2 separate regions of the Homo sapiens genome follow, and region 2 is linked to region 1. Evidence: chromatin contacts called from ENCODE Hi-C data. All regions are on one chromosome and are shown on one strand. The core of a region is the stretch at or near the end of the contact, and the rest is flanking DNA. Distances in the headings are between cores, read along the strand shown.

Region 1 (3,106 bases), core at 362-2,861:
AATAGGGTCTTATGTTTAGATGGCATAACAGAGGACTGGCTGCTGTCCTGGAAGCAGCCTATCATAGAACTCACCAACATTCATGCAGCCTTGCTGTAGATTATCTTGACATGACATGCTTTAATTGTGTGTGTGTGTGTGTGTGTGTATATATATATATATATGTATACTCTGTAAGGTTTAGCAACCTGTATGTAGAATTTCCAAGCTTTTGAACCTGTGAGTCTTATTTAAGTAAGTCAGTAGGAGAACTCTAAGAATTTGTATTTTATTAACATATATTCTTTCTATGCATTTTCCATTAACTAAGATTCATGCTTCTTAAACTAACTATCAAACACAAGCACTAAAGCCTGACACAGTTTGCTATGGATCCCTGGTGGGGCTTTGCTCTTCCTCACTTCTTCCTGGGCCTTTTTCTACTACCTCTGGAGAGCAGAGGGGCACATGGTCTTGTAGAGGATAGAGTTGGTCACTACTAGAGAAACTCAGAGCACACACTGTGTCCTCTGACCTGCAGCCACTTCACACCTTGAATTTGAATCCTCTCCAGATGGATACCTGAAATAGGCTCTCAAAACAAGCAGGGTCTAGGAGCCAGTTGGACCCCTGCCTCCTTTCTTCTTGGACCAGAAGAGGACCCAATCTGCTCCTAGAGAAACTTGCTACGATGCAGAAGTGAGGTTATATGGAAATGAAGTGTGTCCTACCTTTCAGAAACTTGGGAGAGTAGGAGAGACCATTTTTGAAAATCTGGTGAGAAATACTCTTACAGAGAAAAACACAGCCCAAAGCACATGGGACCTTCAATCTGAAATTGAATTGTACTGTTAAGCATGTCTGGTGATTCAAAAGACTGGCATACCTTATTTCCAGTCACTTCCTCGAGGCCTGGGCTTTGTCAATATGTGAAGATGAATTTTGGAGAATCATGTAAACACAATTGAACAGATCTGGGGGATCCAGTCTGATGGGTTTGCTGAGGCCAATCCAGTCAGCCACGCAGAAGTGTGCTGGACACACAGGCCCCACCACCCCCCGCCAAAGAGGCAGCCTCCCAACAAGCTGCCAATGACATAAGCAAAGCAGCGTGTCTCAAGTGTCTCCAATCATAAGATTCGCCTGGGAAGCTGGTTAAACTAACACAGCCTCTTAGGCTCCTTCCTGAAGACTGGATTCCATGGGTCTATGATGGGGCTAGAAATTTGCATTTCTAACAAAACTCCCTTGTCATCATGGACGTTTTAGAGATATTGATACTATTATTTCTACTGATTTCTGCTCTCGGGAGTCTGTAAACTTTTTCTGCAAATGGCCAACTGGTTAACTTTTAAGGCTTTGTAGAACCGATAGTCTCTCTCTGTCTCTCACTACTCATCAACTTGATGTGGTAGCACAAAAGCAGTCAGTCAGCCTATTGCTAATGGTAAATGAGATTTAGCCTAAAGCTGCCTCCTTAAGTTCGGCCTGAAGTTTTCTCTGTACATTGTGAACTATAACAAATGAAGGTGTAACAAGACCAATCACCGAGTTTCGGTCAATCAAATGTAGCCAACTGCTCAAACTGTGTTCAAATAAGGCAAACGCTGAGCTGTAACCAATCCAGCTGTTTCTGTACCTCACTTCCGTTTTCTGTATGCCACTTCCCTTTTTCTGTCCATAAATCTTCCACCACGTGGCCCTGCCAGAGTCTCTGAGCCTACTCTGGCTTGGAAGACTGCCCAATTCACGAATCGTTCATTTGCTCAATTAAACTCCTTTAAATTTATTCGGCTCAAGTTTTTCTTTTAACAGAAATCAAGAGTCTGCCTGTGTTCCAATTATTTATGGACACTAAAATTTGAATATGTGTTTCAAGTATTCCTTTTCAAATTTTATTAAAAATGTAAAAACCATTCTCAGTTCGCAGGCCACAATCACAGGCCATGGGTTGAATTTGGCTCAAAAGCTGTAGTTTGCCAAGCCCTGTTCTAAGCTAACAGTTGGGGAATCATAATATAAAAGGAAGGACAGACCTGGGTGTGAAATAGCTGCAAAAATATTATCTCGGGCTGGGCGCAGTGGTTATTGCCTGTAATCCCAGCACTTTGGTAGGCTGAGGCAGGCCCATAGCTTGAGGCCAGCAGTTCAAGACCAGCCTGGCCAACGTGGCAAAACCCCATCTCTACTAAAAATACAAAAATTAATTAGCCAGGTGTGGTGGTGAACACCTGTAATCCCAGCTACTCGGGAGGCTGAGACATGAGACTCACTTGAATCCAGGAGATGGAGGTTGCAGTGAGCCAAGATTGTACCACTGCACTCCAGCCTAGGTGACAGAGTAAGAGTTTGTCTCCTAAATAAATAAATATTATCTTGATAAAATAGTTGTTAGGATTACAAAGAGTACTTAAATAATAGTACCTAGAACATTGCCTCAAACTTAGTAGGTGCTCAATAAAAGAAAGATATTATTTTTGTTGAGTGGATGTATGAACACAACACTGATTATCTATTGCTGGGCAACGTGAATAGCCTAGAAGAAACAATAGTCACAGTTACATTGTACTTATATGTCAAGGAACTGTTCTAAGTGCTTTACATGTTTTAACACATTTAATCTTGATTAAATCCTATAAAATCGGAACTACTATTATTGGCATCTTAAGAAAACTGTGGACAGAAGGGGAAATTAAGTTGTTTGAGGGCACATGGTAAGAGGTGCAGATGGGATTCCCACCCAGGCTGTCTGATTCCAAAGTCCATGCTTGTCACCACTAAGCTGTTTTCTGCAAGGTTAAAAATAATATAGAGCTGTATAAAATATATGAATAGAAACGATTTTTGCATGCCTCAGTTATTTTTGGGGGGAGAGAATTTTTCTCTTTTCCTAACATTGATAAATTTGAATTTTTACCTCACTGAAAACATCTAATATTTACATTTCGATAATATCCTATCTTTTCTCAAGACCACACTTTAAAGTGGTAGTTTCCGAATGGTGGCAATTTTATCCCACAAGGGAACATTTAGCAATGTCTGGAGACATTTTGATTGTCATACTTGGGGGATGAAGAGTTGCCACTGAGTAGAGGCCAGGGATGCTGTAAAACATGCTACCTGTTGG
Region 2 (3,106 bases), core at 242-2,741, 660 kb before region 1:
AGAGTGTCTCATTCACATCTAACATCCTCAGAACCTTACACAGTGATTGGTACATATATGGCACATTTTTTTATGAATAAAGAAAAAGTTATGATTTAGTAATACCACTCACATACATACACACACAGCACACATTTGCAACTGATTGGGCATCCTGTTTAGTATATATCTGGGCCTGGGTCTGAGGTTGGCCCACTTAGATCTGGACTCCCTTTCAGAGCAACAAAGTCTACATGGACTTTGTATGTGACTTGTAGCTTGGCAGCAGCCCAGGAAACTGCTTCTCTATCTTAGACATCAGCCAGCCTTGAGGGAAGTTCAGAGAGTAACTCTCTCCTTCCTTCCTTGGATGCACTGTTGCAACCCTCCCTTGTGGGCTGGTTGTTCATTTTTGTGTTTTGGTTACATTCTCTTATTTCTTCATCTTTTTTTTTTTTTTTTGGTTCTGCTTTAAAAGTAAAACAACAGTAGGGTTTGTGAAGACATTGCAGATGGTAATTTATTAGCTGTGATATAATGGTATCAGGAAATAGCTAGCTCTTTGGCTGTTTATTTCCCTCGTGGTGGATGGAAAGAGTAAGTATAGCAATGTTTCAGTTGCTATGGATACCAAGTCTTTGAGATAATAGAATCCTTTTAACATAATCCAGTTCTATTAGATTGGCTTTTCTCTTGAATGTTACATCTACCAAGCATACTTTCTTTTCTCAGTACAAAAATTTATATCCCTTTCTCTCAATATCGGGAAGTGTTATTTTAATTTTTCCTCCAATTTTGCCCTGCAGTTTATCTTTTTCCTATGTCTCCTCTTTCCTACATCAGAAAAGATGACATGGAAAAGTAAACCATATATCTGTCTTTCCCTCTAGCTAAGCGGAAAACTGATTTAGTTTCACACAATTATATGCAAGTACTGCAACATAATTTGTCCAGGTGTGATGTTTAAATCTTTTTAACTCAAACCACAAAAATGGGGTTAATTATAAAAGGCATATAAACATCTCCTCAACATTCCATTGGTTCATTGAGTCAGATGTCTTCAAAATAGAATCTCTTTGGGATGTATAATTTTGAGTACAGCATTAAGTAAATGACTGTTGCAGAGGAAAAAAAAAGTCAAGTGTTCAAAAGAAAACTCAAAAAGTGGCAGCTCATAGTTCATGGATATAAGAAAATTCTACTCCCATGTGTGAAGTAGTCAGACTCCTTGCTAAAAACATACATTTTAAAAAGTCTAAAATGTTAGTTAAATCATAATTCATCTTTTTTTTGAGAAATCATTTTAGTAAATTTATAACAACACTAATTTTTTGAACTCTTGCTTCGGTCTCTCATTCCTAATTCTATCTTGTATTTATCTTTACAGAGGGATTCAGTTCATTATATACATTTGAAATTCTGTGCAATAAATATTTTTTTGCACTGTCATGCTAGAATCTGTCATGCTGAAGAAGAAATGGCCAGTGTATGTGTCATGAGGCTGGATTTTAGTCCCAGCTCTTCCTGTGCTTGTGTGGCCTCAAATGAGTCATTTAACCTCTTGGGTCTTAATTTCATCATCAAAAATTCGAGGTCAGACTACATTATTTTCCAGAGCCCCTTGACATCCCAAAATGTCTACATTGCTTTGAAATCTATCCACATCTCCAACTGATTTCCAGCATCAAGGTTAGAAACTGTTTTAAATAGGCTTACTGAGTTCAAAACCAAATAGAAAAGAGAAAGTCTTAGAAGTACAAGCCTGCCAGCAACCTTATTTCCATCCTGCACTGTACTGACAAGAATTTTAAATTTACAGTGGAAAACAGGAATTAGACCATATTTAGGTAGCTAGTTTCAAAACCTTTATTGTTGGTGATATTTTCTCCAGATGGAAAGTAGGTATGTAAAAGTAATCTTGGCTACAGCTAATATTTATTGTTCCTGTAGTAAATTCCAGACACTTTGCTGAGTGCTTTGTGTGGTTCAGCCCATCAAGCCTCGCAGCAACACTATGAGGCAGGTATTATAATGTTCATTTTATACATGAAAATGAACACAATAAGGAATGAAAATCTAAGTCGTTTGTCCTAAGTGGCTCAACTAGTAATTGGCAGCCCCAGGATTTAAATTCATGCTGTCTGACTCTGTCTAGAGTATATAAATACTATAATGCACAGATTTTTTTTTTTTTGGTGCATGTGTGGCTTATACAGTTGTTCCTTGAACAACACGGGTTTGAATTGTGCAGGTCCACTTATATTTTTTTCCATCAACTGCAGATTGAAAATACAGTATTCAAGGGATGTGCAACCTGTGTATACAGTGGGCTGACTTTTCCTATATGTGGGTTCTGCGGGGTCAACTGTGGGACTTGAGAATGTAGCAATGGTCCTGAAAAGAATCCCTCATGTATATCGAAGGATGATTGTATATTCTTTTTTGTTGTTGTTTTGATTTGCTTTGAGACACAGTCTCACTCTGTTTCCCAGGCCAGAGTGCAGTGTCATGATTGTAGCTCACTGTTACTTTGACCTCCTGGGTTCAAGCAGTTCTCCCACCTGAGCTTTCTGAGTAGCTGGGACTAGATGCTCATGCCACCATGCCCAGCTAATGTCTTCCTTTCAAAATTTTTTGTAGAGACAAAGTCTCCCTATGTTGCCCAGGCTGGTCTCTGACTCCTGGCCTCAAGCAATTCTCCTGTCTTGGCCTCCCAAAGTGTTGGGATTATAGGTGTGAGCCATCATGCCTGACCTATATATTCTTTATATGTTCTGACAAAAACTCATTATCTCCTTTGCATTCCCCAATCCAGTTCTTCTCTGCATGCCTGATCTCAGTGAAAGGCACTACTTGCACTAATGACACAAGACAGACACCTGGAAATTACACTTGATACCTCCCTTCCCCTCACTTCACTTACCATCCATGCAACCCATCACTAAGTCCTATCAACGACATTTATTAAATAGCTCTCAAAATGCATGTATCAAAGTCCCAGAGAAAACCTGGAATACTAAAAGAATTTTACCTAAGGGATTTTAATGAAGGGACTATGTATAGATATGTGGGAAAACCTAAGAATCTGCAAGAAATGGTGGAGCACCAGTGGACTAGCAATAGTGGA

Evidence for each region. Hi-C counts contacts between places; a loop is a spot of excess contacts on that map. Pooled maps may share reads with other maps.
Region 2: a map of IMR-90 shows a loop between it and region 1 (6-fold over the local background). The contact joins two enhancer-like sites. A Hi-C loop is called at or near these places in 3 of 168 maps with a recorded cell type or tissue (IMR-90, PC-9 and endothelial cell of umbilical vein) and 2 of 50 pooled maps.

What each region holds. Positions count from the first base shown.
Region 1 is chr9:70,606,505-70,609,610 of GRCh38, forward strand. The region is part of intron 19 of TRPM3 (transient receptor potential cation channel subfamily M member 3); the gene reads right to left. LOC107984011 (a long non-coding RNA gene) reads left to right here. Exons shown (of 3, transcript XR_007061572.1): 3 at 554-1,768. Among named protein-coding and RNA genes, the nearest start is that of KLF9, 190 kb to the left of the region's middle. Within about 2 kb of position 1,612, at least 8 of the 41 ENCODE cell types and tissues checked have a DNase peak (open chromatin) inside an H3K27ac peak, as active enhancers do.
Region 2 is chr9:69,945,465-69,948,570 of GRCh38, forward strand. No RefSeq gene overlaps it. Among named protein-coding and RNA genes, the nearest start is that of MAMDC2, 97 kb to the right of the region's middle. Within about 2 kb of position 1,492, at least 5 of the 41 ENCODE cell types and tissues checked have a DNase peak (open chromatin) inside an H3K27ac peak, as active enhancers do.